Linked DNA regions of Mus musculus: region 1 is linked to region 2. Evidence: chromatin loops called from intact Hi-C (ENCODE). Cell type or tissue: heart. All regions are shown on one strand. Each heading gives the region's core, and the rest is flanking DNA. Links, peaks and the distances in the headings are about the cores only.

Evidence for each region. Peaks named below come from ENCODE experiments on the same cell type or tissue, not always from the same donor. Only the 100,000 strongest peaks of a DNase experiment are listed, where the experiment ranks them.
Region 1: a loop joins it to region 2, with 2.5 times the contacts of the local background. A loop is called at or near these places in 2 of 42 quality-filtered maps.

The regions. Positions count from the first base shown.
Region 1 is chr19:56,130,746-56,139,080 of GRCm38, reverse strand. No RefSeq gene overlaps it. Among named protein-coding and RNA genes, the nearest start is that of Gm31965, 20 kb to the left of the region's middle. In heart, for the core only: a CTCF peak has its summit at 4,754 (motif pointing right); DNase peaks (open chromatin) are centred at 3,280 and 4,760; H3K4me3 peaks cover 301 bases; H3K27ac peaks cover 302 bases; H3K27me3 peaks cover 739 bases.
Region 2 is chr19:55,720,788-55,729,122 of GRCm38, reverse strand. No RefSeq gene overlaps it. Among named protein-coding and RNA genes, the nearest start is that of Tcf7l2, 17 kb to the left of the region's middle. In heart, for the core only: a CTCF peak has its summit at 3,979 (motif pointing right); no DNase peak of the experiment used is centred there; H3K4me3 peaks cover 275 bases; H3K27ac peaks cover 671 bases.

The DNA of each region.
Region 1 (8,335 bases), core at 299-8,298, 410 kb before region 2:
AAGATCTCAACATGAAGTGCCTGGCAGTCTGAGATGCACCAAGAATAACCTGGGTGCTACTTTCTCTGCTAAGAAGAGGAATCTGTCAGTTGCCAGAGGGTCAAAGGAACACAGAATTCTATCAATGCCACCCACTCCACCAAAACTAAGCCAGCAAAAGGCAGCTCACGAAGCCATGATACACAACTGCCATCAGGATATCCGTGTTCCCACATTGCATCTGAGTTCTAGTTCCAGGATCCACTCTATATTGAGGGAGCTAAACCTAGTAAGCTGTACGTGTCGGTGGCTTCCCAGCGGTCGAGGGGAAGGTGCCTCGTTTGTTAAGGGCTGTGCAGAGCTAGAATCGACGTCTTGGTCTTTTCACTTGATGACAAACAAGCAGATGAGGTGAGAACACTTTGAGAGGGACAGAGGGCGGGCCTTAAGGTTTCCGGTGGTCTCATCTGACTTTGGGAATTCTGGCACATCTGATAGACACAAGGAGAATAGTCTTGTCATCTTGAATCCACCTCTGGTGAGTGTGACTACGTGTGAGATTTCACACGTGATTGCTGGAGGAAAGAGGCCTGAAAGCAGGGGAGGAAAAGCATTCACGTTCTCAGTGATGCTTTGGGAGGTTTTTACTAAGAAAAATAAAATCAAATTGACATTCTCAGGACACTGTAAAGAAGGTCCACGTCTCCCCCGCCCCTGTGTGGTATTGAAATTTAAACAGCCATAAGCAGGATGGGGACCTGGACCTCATCTGCTGTTTGGAAATGCTCACCTGATTTCTTCAACAGATTTTGTCTTCATTTAATCGACCTACCAACCTCTCAGTAAGACGAAGAGAAGGACGATGTTTTCACACTCTTTGGAAAGTTGATTTTCAATGTTAGCAAATTTCTAATCTGCTTTTTAGAACCCACAAAGCCAAGAGCCTTGAAAGGACAGAGGTGAACGTCTTAAACTTCTGTCCAGTTTCCATTTTCTACGTTATTTGACTCTACTGTTAGCACAAATTGCTTGATAAAGACTCTTTTTTTGAGTAGTCACATAAAGTCTGTGGACATAAAGCCGTGTGGATAATGATCATGTGACTAGAGATGGGGAGAGACTGAGGTGTGGAGCAGACACCTCGCTAGGAAGAACAGTCTCATCTCCACCTATTCCCAACCCCTACTGTCACTTGGGTTTTTCTCAGGGATCTACTTTAAAGTGAGACTCAGAGGCAAAGGTTTTCTAGCTGCAGCTACAAGGGGATGAAGGTGGGACCCCTGATTCTCAGTCCTGCAATACCAAGCTTAACTGGACGCCGAAGGGACTACCCAGTTGTTTAGCTTGTAGGATCTTGAGCCAAGTTGTCTGAGGCTGAGTCCCAGCTCTGGTATTTTGACGGTTAATCTTGCTTGCTAACTCAGTTGGATTAAGAAATACTTTGAGGCTGTTTCCAGAAACAGTTAAATCCTGAAGGCTCTGTGCTAATGGATGGCTCTATCTACTGATGGCATTATGGGTAAATGTAGAGCGGGAGGCCTAGATGGAGAGAGTAGGTTACTGGGGCATGCCTTTAAAGGCCATGACTGGCCTTTTCCTAAATCCCCTCCCTCTGCTTCCTGGCTAGCATGGAGTGAATTGCTCTATTGTGGCACACCTCCTTACAATGGGACTGACACCTCCAAAACCAGGAACCACAATAATAATCCCTTCCTTTACGTTGTTTTCTCAGATAGTTTGGCCATAGTCATCAGTAGCAATTGCCACTCTTGGCTCTGCCCACGGAATCTTGGTTCCTTCATCTCTAATGCCCAGTAAGGACACCTGGAGCTAGTCCATGGAGACGGCGAGGAGGGAAGAGAGAATATGACATAAAAGATCTTGTATGCTATCCTGGTTAGCTTTCTGTCACGTTGACATAAGCCAGAGTCACCCGGGAAGAGGAACATCAATGAAGAAAATGCCTCCATCAGATTTGCCTGTTAGCAAGTCTGTGGGCATTTATTTTCTTGATTACTAATTGATGTTAGAAGGCCGTGCCACCCTGGGCAGGTGGTCCTGGAGTGTGTAAGAAAGAACACCGAGCAAGCTGTGGAAAAGAAGCCAGTAAGTAGCGTTCCTCTCTGTCCCTCTGCTTCACTTTCTGCTTATGGCGTTCCCTCTTTCAGTTCCTGCCCTGACGACCCTCACTGATGACTGTGACCTGAGAGCTTAAGTTAGAATGAACTCTTTTCTCTCCACGTTACTTTTGGCCACAATGGGGTGTTTTGTTGTTGTTTGTTTTGTTTTGTTTTTGTTTTTGTTTTTTTACCACAGCAATAGAACCCCTAACGAAGCCATATGGCTTAGGAATGATTGGGCATAAATGCATCTTAATCACTTAGACTTTCCACTCGACTAGGCTCTCCTGGTATGTCTTAAGTGACAGACCCAGTAATCTCGGTTCCTGTAACATGGGTGTCATGGGATGGAGACCTCTACTGCCTAGAGCGGGGAGATGTGCTAGATAGATCACAGCAGCCTTACTGAATCACCCATGGTTCATAGGACACAAACACTGACTACAAACACCACCATACTTGCCCAAGAGCCCCAGCTAAGTAAAAGGACTTCAGCCCCTTCCAGGGACTTTATCAATACACCCTTTTTGTGTGGAATAAAACACCTCTTGCCCACGACTTGGGGCAAAGATTGTAAAAAAGTACTACTACTAATAATAATGATCTTGAGGGGGAAGAAAACACAACAGGGCTCCTAACGGCTCCCCACACAGCGCAGACTGTGTGGAAGCTAAGAGAGGCACTGATATCTTAGTCTTTTACAGCTCCATACAGCTTAGATTTCTTACCACAGCTATGCATTGTTTCATCCTAAGACATGGAAACAACGGTCCGGTGCTCAGGGGCATGCTCTGTGGAAACTGCCCAGAGAACCTTCTCCACAAAATAAAATAATTTAAAAAATCTTTCTTTTTGGGAAATTACTTCCTGTAGGAAGCCCTTCCAGGTGGAGCCTGCCACTGCTATTTCTGCAAGAGCTGCCCTTTGCCTTACCTGAGTGATGAACTTTGCTAATCCAGCCTACTACTAACCAACCCACCCTAGAGCTACAGCATCAGTAACAACTCAGTAAAAGGCCTGGGGAGCAAGGCCTACAAACAGTGCGAGCGAGGTGCCTGCTTGGTCTGAGCATTTCTCTCGAGGAGGCCAACAGTGTGTTACCAGTTTTGGCCTCCTGTCTTGTCTTTATGACATGTGTTCTGGTGGGACCAGAGCCAAGGGAGCCAAGAAACGCTCCAGAGGCCTGACCCAGGCTCAAAGTTCTGGGAAGCCTTCCCTCTACATGTGACTTCTTAGCTGGGAACTGGAAGATGAGGAGACAGGCTGATGAGGTGAGAGGGCTGGGGAGGAGGCTCCGTGGATTTGGGCTGAGCACACAGGCAGGCTCTGAAGAATACAATACTTAGTTCCCAAGGATAGGAGAGGAGGCCCAGCCTTCAGGAGCCTCAGAGCCTCGAGGGCAGGCATAGGATGGGGCCAAGTCACGTGATGTCTTAAAGAGTGTGGGATTTTAAACTTTTCCCTGAGAACAGTTCAAAGTTCTGGAGAGATTTCTCCTAATGGGCTTATTCCACTTTGCCCCACTGGGTCCAAACTCAATTCCTGGCAATTAATGGGCACCTTGTGATCAGCTTCATAGCAGAACCAAGCCACCCCAGAGAAGATCCTCTAAGCAAGGTGACATATGTCGCCTCTTCCCCGCTCTCTTTGTCTTTTGCTATCTAGTATAGAACATAAAATCTACCCAGGGAACTGTGGCAAGGAAGGCAAACTAAGTTAACTCTTCCGGCCTCACAGTCTTGCCCTGAGCTTCAAAATGGACATTGGATACCGCCACCCTGACCAGTGAGACAAGCAAATTAAAACTGGTGGGTCAGGAGTGGCTGGGGGTTTGCCAAGGACCCCCTGGCAGGTCCCAGGTACTCTGAGCATCATGCTTTGGCCGGTAGTCAAGGAAGGATCCCCCCAATCTCCTGTCTAAAATATGTATTTATAGGTTTAATTATGTGAATTCACTTGCCCTTTGCTCAAAGAAAGTAGATACAGGGGCATTTTAATGCTCCACAGAAATGAAACTGTGTTGAAGCCAGCCTGACCTCAGACCGAATGTCAGAGCCGTTGGATTTTTTCAGCAGAAACATAATACTTTTTATAGAATGGGAAGTCAATTGAGAAATCATAAAAAAAAAAAAAAAAAAAAGTAGAGTTGGGAAGGGCTTTGTGCTCACCAGGGTTAGGTCCCTAGAGCCACTGTAGCCTTGTTCCCTGTGGGGAAGGGTCTAATGTTTTGTCCACTTAAGTTTTAAATATCTCAACCAATGGCTCATTCCTGGGAATACCTCTCCCGGGGCGCTAGATCTGGCCCTGCCTGTCAAGGCCCCTTCCTTGCTCCTCCATCTCACTCAGCTCAATGATATAGACAGGCATCTGCAGCGTTTGAAGCAAAAAAAGCCTTGCCTTTCTTTCCCTTTCATCTCCATTTCTCCTACCTGTGGAAACTTCCAGATCTGGAACGGGGCGGGAAGGAAGAGGCAGAGAAAGGAGGCAAGCTGAATATTTGTTCTGAAAGCGGCCATTACAAGAAGCCAAACCCCAGGCCTGGAGCCGACATTTCAGCTTTGGGAACAGGCAGGATCCATGGAACCTGCCTCACTGAAAGCTCAAGGAACCAGCTCAGAGCGGAGCTGCCTCTCGCCGCAGTAGCTGGGACAGAAGGTGGCAGCACAGCACCAGGCTGTAAGGTCTGCAGTCGTTGGAAGCTGGGGACCATCCTAACCCTTCCGGGCGTCCAGATCCCTCCTCTAGCGTCAAGAGTGTCCTGCTTAGGCTAGGAGTGACCCAAAAATCAGCTTTTAAAAGGCAAACCTCAAACATCCAGAAGTGTTCGAACGTGGTCGATTTTCTATGTAAAAACATCATGTTGCTAGAGTTTAAAAGATTCCAAATGGGGTCATAGGGAGGATCCCAAAGGACTTAAACATATAAAGTTACCCTCTTATCCCATGTAGGTAATTTTTAAATAAATTCAGAATACGTGCATCTTTCTTCCTTTGCGCTCTACAGCACTTCTCCAGCCATCTCTGAATTTCCCTTTGGTGTTCCTGTTTTCATTTGCTGATTTAAAAAAAAAAAAAAAAAAAAAAAAAACTTGTTTGGTAGTGTTTGCATGTAGTCCTTCCAAAGCAGGGATCCACACAGTAAGCACTTCTGACTCAAGAGCTGGACCCCTGCTGGGGAGCCAATTAAATGCACTGCCCACCAGGGAGAGTGTGATATTTTTTATTACTTTCTAATTTCGGGCCCTGAAATGGCTTCAGTGATCAGAACGTTTTTTTCTGCCTTAGAAACCTAAAGGAGCCAGCGAAACGATGCCTTTGATTTGTATTTTATTTATATCGGTCCATACTGGCCAAGTGCACACTAAGGATTTCCCTGGGGCCTCAGAGGGTTGCAGGAGTGGAAAAGCAAGACAAAGAAAAAAAAAAAAAAAAAAAAAAAAAAGCACAAAACTTTCTCACCCAGTCGCCTCTGCAGAGCAGGGAACTGTCAGGAACACTGGGAAAGGCTTTTTTGAGAAGTCGGTGAACTGAGAAAAAATGGATAGAAGAATTGGAACAAAACCATTTCAGTGGATTTAAATCTATTTAAACGACAATAGTAAATCAAAGCCATGCCTCTTTCTCATTACCAGTGGCCCCAGTGGTAGGGCCTCATAAATGCTGGCTAAGAAAGACTTGTGTTCCTTTCTAAATACATTCACAGGAAGCCCCACCCAACCCAAGGTGCAAGGATGCTTGCTTCTAAACTCCTGTTTGTTTTGCGTTTCCTTCTCTTCTAAAAAGCATCAGCTTCCAGCAGAAAAGCTTCGAAGGGGCAAGGAGGAGATCCAAACAGACGCTAATGAGGAAAAGAGAAAGTGAAGTCAAACTCTCCCTGAATGCCTGGATGTTTATTTATTTATCTTTGCAACAAGCAAGGATGCTTTAAAATCTAGAAGCACTCCTGGATAAAGCAAACCAGACCAAGTAGCTCACAAAACACCAGAAGCTCAAATTCTGAGCTGTTCCAAATCCTATTCACCTGCCAATGGGGTCTTGGCTGAAAGTCCTCGTCTTTTGTTTTTTCTTTTGTTTTTGTTTTTCCCTTTTTTCTTTTCCTTTTCTCCCGACTCACTGTTTAGCCAGAAGGTAATTCTGAATGCTTATGGGGGAGGGGGGACATTCCTACTAGCTAGTGCTCCCCTTAAAAACAGGAGCTGTTTCAATTCCCATTAAGCTGCTCTCTATGATGTAAAGTCTTTTAATGAACAGTCAGCTCGCGTTGAGACTATACGTGTCGAACCCTGCTCGCTAACAATTTTCATAAAATGTGATTCAAGAATTAAAAATTGCAGTGCTCTAAGAAGGTGGCTACTGTATGTTATTAGACAATGCTCTGCCAAGGCAATCTTTCCTATCTCTTACGCAGAAATCCCATGGGAACAAAACTGTTTACTCTGATTGTGTACAGCCTCTGCAAGTACCACTTTATCATAGGATTTAAAGTTCAACAACTTAGCAGACAGTATTTATTATTTAAGGAAAGGCTAAGTGTTTCTTCTGGGCTTCTCCGACTTCAAAATCACAAAGCAACCCCTCTCCTCTCTCTGCTTCCCTTCTTTCTGTTCCCTTCCTTTTCCCTCCCTTCTTTCCCTCCCTTTTCTTTCTTTCCTTCTTTCTGTCTGTCTGTCTGTCCGTCCGTCCATCTTCCTCCCCTCCCTCCTTCCTTCCTTTCCTCCCTTTTAACTTGCAAATTGGATGTTGTTGAGTTCTTAAAGTCCTTAACAATTCATTATCCCTTCAGGAAAATTTAACTCGATTACTTAAAATGGCCAATCTCCACTTTAAGGGAGAATATTCTATATAACTTCAGCTTAAAAGGCAATGTCCCAGATTAAATACATATACATATATATATATATATATATATATATATATGCGCCCCCTTTTAAAAGGCAGAGGCAATTATACAATAAGCAGAAGCAGACGCACTTGAGTGAATTCACGGACACACAACAGAGAATGGAACGCTGAGGTGTTTCACCAAGGTGTGCCCTGGACCTGTGTCACCCCAGCTCACAGAGGCCCCATTTCTTCCCACAGGTTTCTCTAACAACTTCTCTCCTCTTGCGTGAGACAGCAGATTGTTGGCCTCTGGGAAGCGGCACTATTTCCAATCAACCAATTTGGCATGTTGTGTTTTACAGTTTCTAAAATGAATGCCAAATCCAAACAAAGACACGGCTGGCGTGGGTGGGACTTAGTTGAAGAGGACCTTGTCATCTGGTCCCTTCAAATCTGTTCGTTATCAAAACTGGCTTCCTAGTTTTTAAAGGCCTGCTGTTAATTGATCATCCTGTAATTAGGCACTGGTAATGACCAAGTTTTCCAGGACTCTAGCTTAAACATAGGACTTCAGAGAAGTCTAGAAGCTGACAAGAGAGAGGGAGATGGCGTAGAGATACAGGGAGGTGGGAAGGCTCCTTCCAGCTGCCCCTAGCTCGCCTCACGCTCCAAAGCAAGGATACAGAACAATGCTGACTGAGTCCTCGCATTGAGCAGAGCTAAACTTTTAGACTGCTCTAAGGAATGTCTTCCCTAATATCCGTGTGAATTACGAAGTTAACTTGTAACCGGATGCCAGGGGTCTGCTCTTCCTGTTCATTCAGAATGCTCCCATGTTTAGCTCATCACAACCCTGGAGTTTGTCTCGGTTTTCAACCTGTTCTCATTTGGATGTTAAAAAGGAACGGGGTTTCTTTTTAAGTCGCTTTGATTTCACAGTTTCAGTGAATCCATCCACGAACCCCCGAAGAGTATGTGGGCAGAATGAAGTGAGGGAGGGCAAGGAAGAGGGTGCAGAGAAGACCATACAAAACAAACCAACTATTTAATGACTCGCTTTCCCAAAGGGGACTTCTGGCCACCCGCCTAGCCCTAAGCCACACTTACCTGGGGTAAGCTATGTCCAGGAAACACAGCCCCTGGAAGCCTGGACAGCAAGCAAGCACAATCTTTTTAGAACCACGGCTGATTCCTTAACGTCTGTTTCTTGCACCCCCACTTTTCACTCCACCGTTTTAATTTAAGATTTCCTCCATCATCCTTAAATACACAGCTTTCTACGGCAAGGAGTGACTCTTTAGAGTCCCCATGTGCCCATAAAATCCAACCTCCGAGATTTTATTAATAATCATAAAAACATCAGTGCCCATCAAGATCACTTTGGAGAGTGCAAGGCAATGTTTCCTTAGCCTT
Region 2 (8,335 bases), core at 7-8,006:
GCTGGGGATCAACCCCAGGGCTTTGCATGCCGGCTAATTATTCTCCCAGTACATTCATATTCAACCAAGTATAAGCCACCCCCCCACCTCTCTCTCTCTCTCTCTCTCTCTCTCTCACACACACACACACACACACACACACACACACACACACACACACACGGCTTGATAGGTAGCTGACATACATGGCTCGAAGATATTTTCTCCTATCGTGTGACTTATCCTTTTATTGTGTTATTTTTTAACAATATTTATCTTTATTTGGCGAGTTTATTGCTCAATCGTTTGTTTCTGCTGTAATGGAGTCATTTCCACACACTAGGCAAGCAAGCACCCACCACAGACTAGAAACCTAGCCTTTCTCTCTTTTAAAAAATTTTTTCTTTCTTTCTTCCTTCCTTCCTTTCTTTCTTTCTTTCTTTCTTTCTTCCTTCCTTCCTTCCTTCCTTTCTTTCTTTCTTTCTTTCTTTCTTTCTTTCTTTCTTTCTTTCCTTCTTTCTTCCTTCCTTCCTTCCTTCCTTCTTTCTTTCTTTCTTTCTTCCTTTCTTCCTTTCTTCCTTTCTTCCTTTCTTCCTTTCTTCCTTTCTTTCTTTCTTTTCCTGGTCTTGAACTCACAGAGATCTGTCTGCCTCTGCCTCCCAAGTGCTAGGATTAAAGGTGTGCACTCCCACTGCCTGACTGTGAACCTTGTTTTAATAGTAGTCCTGTTGTTGTTTGTGGTTTTATTTATTTTCCTTAGTGAAGCAGTGTCTCACTAGGCTGCCTTAGAACTTGTTGTATGGTCCAAGCTATTCTCAAACTCGGGCTCTTTCTGCCTCTACCTCTCGAGTGTTCTGCCATTTTACTTACGAGCAAACGTTCTTAAACAAAGTCCAGCTCAAGAGTGTTCTTCGCTGGTGCCTGTCTTTGTGTTGTCAGATTTCTCAGATCTCTGTCTAATCAGTAATCACAAACGTATTCTCCTATATCTTTTTCTAGAAGGTCTGTCTTTTTAGGTTTCACTGTATTTTGGTCGGTGAACCATTTTGAATTGAGTCTTGCAGATAGTACACATAAAATTCAGGTCTCCATGACCTGCCACCAGGTGTCTAATTATTCCATCGACATTTCTTGACAAGATTGCAAGGTCTCCACTAATCTGCCTTGGAAATATTTTTGGCTGTAGCTATCTCAGTCTATTTCTGAATTCTCTATTTTACTCACCCGCTGACCTGTGTACCTGTTATAGATCAACAATATTATTGGTGGCCAATATATTGTAGGTACTATTATCATTAATGTTATTATCCAAAACAGAGTTTTGTGTAGCCCAGACTGGCCTTGAACTCTCGATTCTCCTGCTTCTGCCTGTCGAATGCTAGTATTGCAAACATGCATCACTTTATTAGCTCAATCTATCTTGATGGTTAAGCTCACAAAGTAGGCACTAGTAACACAGGATAACTTACAGGAGTTGGTTCTCTCCTTCTACCTTGTAAGTCCTGGGGACTATTGGCCTTGGGTCTTCAGTGTTGGTAGTAAGAACCTTTACTCATTGAGCCATCTCTCCAGCTTCCTTTGTTAAAGATTTTGCTTTTATTTTGTGTGTGTGTGTGTGTGTGTGTGTGTGTGTGTGTAGGGCGGGCATATGCACATGAGTGTAGACGCCCTAGAAGGCCAGAAAAGGGTATCAGATTCCTTGGAACAAGGCTTGCAGGCAGTTATACACTGCCCAACATGGGTACTGGGAACTCCTTGCAAGAGCTATAACTGCTCTGAACAACTGATCCATTTTTTTCTAGTCCCCCCCCCAACTTCCTTTTATTTTATGTTAATATAGTATATATTTTAATACTTTTGATTTTTATCTCTTTACTGTTCTAGTTATTATGTCTTGTTGGCATTTATAGACAAAGGTTGTTTTTTAAAAGGATATTCAGTCTGATGGTCTCTGTCTTTTAACTTCGGTATTTAGACCACTTATATTTAGTCTGAGAATCAACAGGTTGGATTTAAGCCTTTCTTGCTGTTTCTGTTGTCCATATTGGGTTTTTTGTTTGTTTTTTATTGATTGGTTGGTTAGGTTTGGCTTTTTTTTTTTTAACAAGTTTTCTCTATGTAGTCCTGGCTATCTTGGAACTCTCTCTGTAGACCAGGCTGGCCTTGAACTCACAGAGGCCAACCTGTCTCTGCCTCCCAAGTGCTAGGATTCAAGGTGTGTACCCCCCCCCCAGATGTTGATTTTTTTTTTGTTTGTCATATTTTCTCTTTGTTCCTTCTTCCTTTATTTTATTCTTCCTTTCAATTATTCAAAATTTTTTGCTTTTTTATTTTGTCACCTGTATTGGCTTGCTAGCTAAAATTCTTTGTTGTATAATTTGGTGATTATTATAGTGTTTATCATTATTAAATAAAACAATCATATCTTCTCTATATATTAGTATAAGACTGCTACAGTACTGTATTTTTCCTTCTCACCCAGTCTTTTGTTACTATTATGTAATTGTAAAATTTAATATACCACCAGTTTTATGAGCCCAATGCATTATTTGTGGTTTTACTTAAAACTGTCATATAGCTCTGAAATATATTTATACCAGGAAAACCTGGTCCTTTATTTCTTTGAATAGATGTGAATCTACAACTGATATAATTCTACTTCTGCTTGGCAGGCTTTCTTTCACATTTCTTGCAATATTGGTTTTTGAAAGTTTCAGCTTCACTTGTGTAAGCATGAGGCCCCTGAGTTAGATCCCAGAACCCATGTTCAACAAAACATAGCTAAACAAAGCAAAGCTTATTCTTTCTTGTAATCCCATTGCAGTCGAACCAGCAGCAGCAGTTAGGCCCTGGTTCTCACTGTCCAGCTAACCTAACCTGCTTGATGAGGAGATAGAGGCTCTGTCTCAAAACACAAGGTGGATGGTGCCTGAGGAAAGACACTCCGGGTTCTCCTCCAGCACAAAGAACACATATATACAGTCTTCATGGCTAGGGGCGGGGAGAGGAGGTGGCTCTGTTGGTAAAGTACTTTCCTTTCATGAGGACCTGAGTTTTATCATTAGCACCCACAGAAAAACAAGATGCAGTCTCATGCATCTGTAACTACAGCACTGGGAAAGGACAGGAGGGTTCTGGGGGCTTGCTGGACAGGTAAATGAAACAAACTGATGAACCCCAGCTTTCAGTGTGAGACCCTAACTTCTGACCTATACACACACACACACACACATATACAGAGGGGGGGGGTGGGCATACACACAGAGGCACACATATACACACATATGCACACATGTGCACATACATACACACTCTATATGCACATACACAAACTTTACTTTTTAAAGCAATTAGTAGTTCATAGCAAAATTGAGCCGAAGGTATAGGCATTTTCTACACATGCTCTCACCCCATATATACACATACACACATTCTTCCACAGTGGTACTTTTATGACAACCAAGGAATTACGTAGCCATCCTGTTCCCACTTAAATTTACTATATATAAAATACAGCTGGTAAGGTCCTCTCTTACCCATTTTATGGACAAGGTCTTACTATGTAACCCAAGCTGGTCTCTACTTCAAGATTCTCCTGCCTCAGTTTCCCAGGTTGGGGGATTCATTCTATGGATGTGGACACATGTGCGATATCATATCTCCAACACTGCAATTTCATAGACAACAACTTCACTGCTCTGAACATCTGGGCTACGCCTGCTTTTCCTTCCTTCCCTCTCAACTCCTGGAAGCCTGCTGGTTCTTTTCCTGCCTCCCCTCTCGTATCCTTTCCTGGATAGCAAACAACTGGAATGGTAGAGTACACACTTCCCCACTGGCTTCTTTCACTTGGGAATACGCACCTAAGCATCTTCTATGTCCTCTCACAGCTTCATAGCTCTTCTCTTTTTTTAAGATTTGTGTTTATTCTCATTTTACGTGTTTGGTATTTTGACTGCATGTATGTTTGTGTACTGTTTGTGTGTAGTGCCTGCAGAGGCCAGAAGAGGGCGTCAGATTCTTTGGGACTGGGGCTACAGGTGGTTGTGAGGCACCATGGGGTACTGGGAGTCAAACCCAGGTCCTCTGGAAGAGCTGTCAGTGAATACTCTTGACAGCTGAGTCACCACCACGCCTGCTCTGACCTTTTCTCTTTAATGTAGGCTATTCTATCTATTCTATCGACTTGAGGTGCCTGGTTTGTCTCTTCACCTTCTGAAGGGCACTCGGATTGCTTTCAAGTTTTTGTTATTAAGACTGAAGCTTCTACAAGCACTATATATGAATCTTTTTTTTTAAGATTTATTTATTATTATATGTAAGTACACTGTAGCTGTCTTCAGACACTTCAGAAAAGGGAGTCAGATCTTGTTACAGATGGTTGTGAGCCACCATGTGGTTGCTGGGATTTGAACTCTGGACCTTCGGAAGAGCAGTCGGGTGCTCTTATCCACTGAGCCATCTCACCAGCCCCCGAATCTTTTTGTTGTTTGTTTGTTTGCTTTTAGCTTGGGTGTGTATGTTGTCCAGGCTGGCTTTGAACTCAGGGCCTCTTGAGTGCTGGGATTACAGTCATGTGCTACCACACCTGGCTCTAAAATAGTTTGGATAAAGAAGGAGAGAAGGAAACAGCTGCTCTGGGCAGGTTCGACTGTTCGCGCAACATTTTCCATCAGAGTCATTTGCACTCCTGAGCCCCTCCCCAAAGATGAAGATTTGAGAAGGAAGTCCCCTCTGTCCTCCTTAGGGCCATCCTTAAACACGTCTTTCCGCTAACTTTTGCCTCCCAGGAGTTGAGTAGATCAAGCCTCAGATTCTAACAATGGAGCAAACTCTCCCCACCCTACCCTGGCTGCAATGAGCTCCAGGAAGCTCTCCCATCCCTTCAAGGTGTAGATTTCCCTGGCTTTTCAAAGTTCACACACATGGGGACACACATATGTACACGTGCTTCTCTCTCTCTCTCTTTCTCTCTCTCTCACACACACACATAGGCACATGCACACACATGTGTGCACACACACACCAGTGCACACACAGGTACACACACACACACATAGGCACATGCTCACACATGTGTGCACACACACACCAGTGCACATACAGGTACACACACACACACACACACACACAGTGATTGGGTCTCACCTAAGGGAACCCTGTGGCCCTCTAGGACTTCCTCTCAGGACAGCCTTTCCTCTTTGGTATTCTGCTTTGCACACTCCAGCCGCCTGAGCCTCTCCTTTCCCCCAGCTTCCCCCCTCACCTCAGGGACTGACAGCAGCTTCTGTCTGTCCTCCAGGCAGTAGTGGCAGCTATCCTGGCACTGACTCAGCTCAGTCTTCCTCTCTTAGGGGCGGACAATATTCTGTAGCCTGTGGCTCTCCCAGTGTTTGGGCAGGGAAGTAAGTCTGCTATCTGCCTCGCTGTGTATGTCAGCGGTGAAAATCTGTGTATTTTATTTAATGCCCTTGGGACAAGATAGGGTTCACGGGTGTGTGTGTGTGTGGGGGGGGTCCATTTCCTTCAGTAGGTTGCCAAAGCAGATCATGAGATTCACCAAAGGACAGAAACAGACACCCACAGCCAAACAGTGGATGGAGCCTGGGCACGCTTATGGAAGAACAGAAGGAAGGATTGCAGGCTCTGAAAGGGGATAGGAACTCCACAAGAAGACCATCAGAATCGACTCAACTGGACCCTTGGGGCTCTCAGAGTCTGAACCATCAACCAAAGAGCAAACCTGAGCTGGGCCTAGGCCTCCCCTCTCATGTGTAGCAGACATGCAGCTTGGTCTTCATGTGGGTCCCGAACAACTGGAATGGGGACTATCCCAAAAGCTGCTGCCTGTATGTGGGATATGTTCTTCTAGCTGGGCTGCCTTGTCTGGCCTTAGTGGGAGAGGAAGCGCCTAGCCTCAAAGATACTTGAAGTGCAGGAGTTGGGGGGGACGACAGGAGGGGTGCCTGGGGGTGGGGAAATATCCAGGGGGACCCCCATCCATTCAGAGGAGAAGAGGGGTGGATGAAGAAAGGATTGTGGGAGGGGGTGACCAGGAAGTGGGCGTTGCACAGGATATAAAGTAAATAAGTAGAAAAAAAAATAAATTAAATTAAAAAACAAAATAAAAAGAAGTCTTGCTCAGCACCTCAGACTTCTGGAATATACCAATACTCCCAGGCACAGAGGTGAAGGCCGGTGTTTCCTCCTCTCCCTCAGAAGTCTGAGCTAGGAGAGTAGCTGAGACAGAGTCCTGGGGAGGTTCCTCCAGAGTTGGTAGGTAGTCTCTAGCCTTCTTTCCCTTCCGGGGTGCCCTTTGCAGCTCCTGGTGGGCAGGGCTGCAGATCCTGGCCGGGGGGTGGGGGGAGTGGGGGGGGTGGCTTTACCCAAAGTGTCTGGGGTTTACTCACGGGGCAGACCTGCTTATTAACATTCTTGTCTTCTTCTCCATGCCCTTCCTGGAAACACTTTCCATCCCCACTGCAGACTCCACCCTTTTCCCTCTCCATAACTTAAGCTTTCACCTCCTAAAGTGGAATGTCTGCCGGGGCAGGGCTCCAGGGCCTCAGCAGAGCATGTGAGCGAATCCTGGTGTGAAGTCACAGCAGGCTGCTGCCTCTGACCCCACCGGAGAGCTAGGTGTTGGCCCAGCCTGTTCTCCAGCTTTCCAAGTCTGCCCCAGCTCCCGTGTACAACTGGAACTGCCAGGGCTGCTGGGCGGACAAATGATTAGAGGCCACCAGCCTTTGTAAGCAAGTCAGTGGTCTGAGGCAGGGGGATTGGCCCACAATCACTACCATGGCTACTCAAGTCTAAAGATGAGAATCACCTTCTCACAGTCTCTGCTGGGTTTGACGAAGCCGTCCCACAAGCAGACACACCCATGCATTTTAGTGCCGTGTGTGTGTGTGTGTGTGTGTGTGTGTGTGTGTGTGGTGTGTGTAATGCATATGTCCTCATGCACATGGGAAGTAGGTGCACATGTATGTGAGTGCAGATGTGTGCAGCTTATGTGTATTCTTCCTTATGTATGTACACACATGCATCTAAGTGTGTGTGTGTGTGTGCACATGGAGGCCAGAGGCTCATGTCAAGTCTTCCTCTATCAACCAATCACCCTGTCACTTTTTAAAAGGATTTATTTTATTTTTAATTGTGTGTCTGTGTGTTTGCTTATGGGTATATACACATAAGTCCAGTAACCCGGGAGGCCAGAAGAGGACTCCTGAAGCTGGAGTTACAGGTGGCTGTGTAAGAATAAGATGCTGGGAAGCAAGCTGTGTTCTCTATAAGAATTAATTGGCGGGCTCTCTTTCTAGCAACAGCTCTTTGCTCTTTCACACACAGACACACTAACACACACCATACCCACACAGACTCTCACACACAAATACATATACATACATGTACATATGAACAATCACCATATACACATTCACACACCAATATACATACATACAATCACATACAGTCACATACACTTCACACACAAATACATACATATATATATATACACACACACAAACACATATATACATACAATCACATACAGCCACATACACATTCACACACAAATATACACACACGCACACACTGTTGTCTCTTTTAGATAGTAAGTCTCCCATAGACAGTGAATTATGTTTGGTTCTGCCTAGCAGCATCCACAGTGCTGACATATGGTAGGAACTGATACACAGTAGGTCTCATATAATTCTGTGGAAAAACGAACCTGGGTGGGAGCTAGAGAGATGGCTCTGTCACGGGGAGCTGGGTTTGGTGTATGTATATGTATGAAGAAAAGAACATAGAGCTGGGGCTGGAGAAAGCTCAGCAGTCCAGAGCACTTACTGTTCTTGCAGAGGACCTGAACTCAGTTCTGAGCACCTGTATCAGGTGACTCCACTGTAGCAACCCACGCTCTGGGGATCCGACCACCTCTGCTCTTCTCAGGCTGCAACACATAAACTCACACCTAGGCAAACAAACACACATAATCACGTAATTTAAAAAATATTCAGAAGAGAGGGAGAGCACAAGTCGGCTGCAGACATTATTTACATGTATAAAACGTATCTTTTGAGCTTTGAGGAAGCCTCAGAAACTATTAGCTAAGGGGAAATGGTCTGATCATGGAGTTAAGGGAACTCTTCACGGATAAAACGACTCAGCTGAGAAGTGTGGAACTGGGGAAGTTTCCGCTAAAGGAAGACAAGAAAAACTGTTCCAGGTAGCAGAAACAGAATGAGCGAAGGTCCAGTGACTGGCGAAAGCAGCTGTGTGTGGCAGGTTTCATTTTTCAAAGATGGCTGCCTGGTGTGAGCCACCTTGTGGCTTTTCTTATATAGATAACGTTATA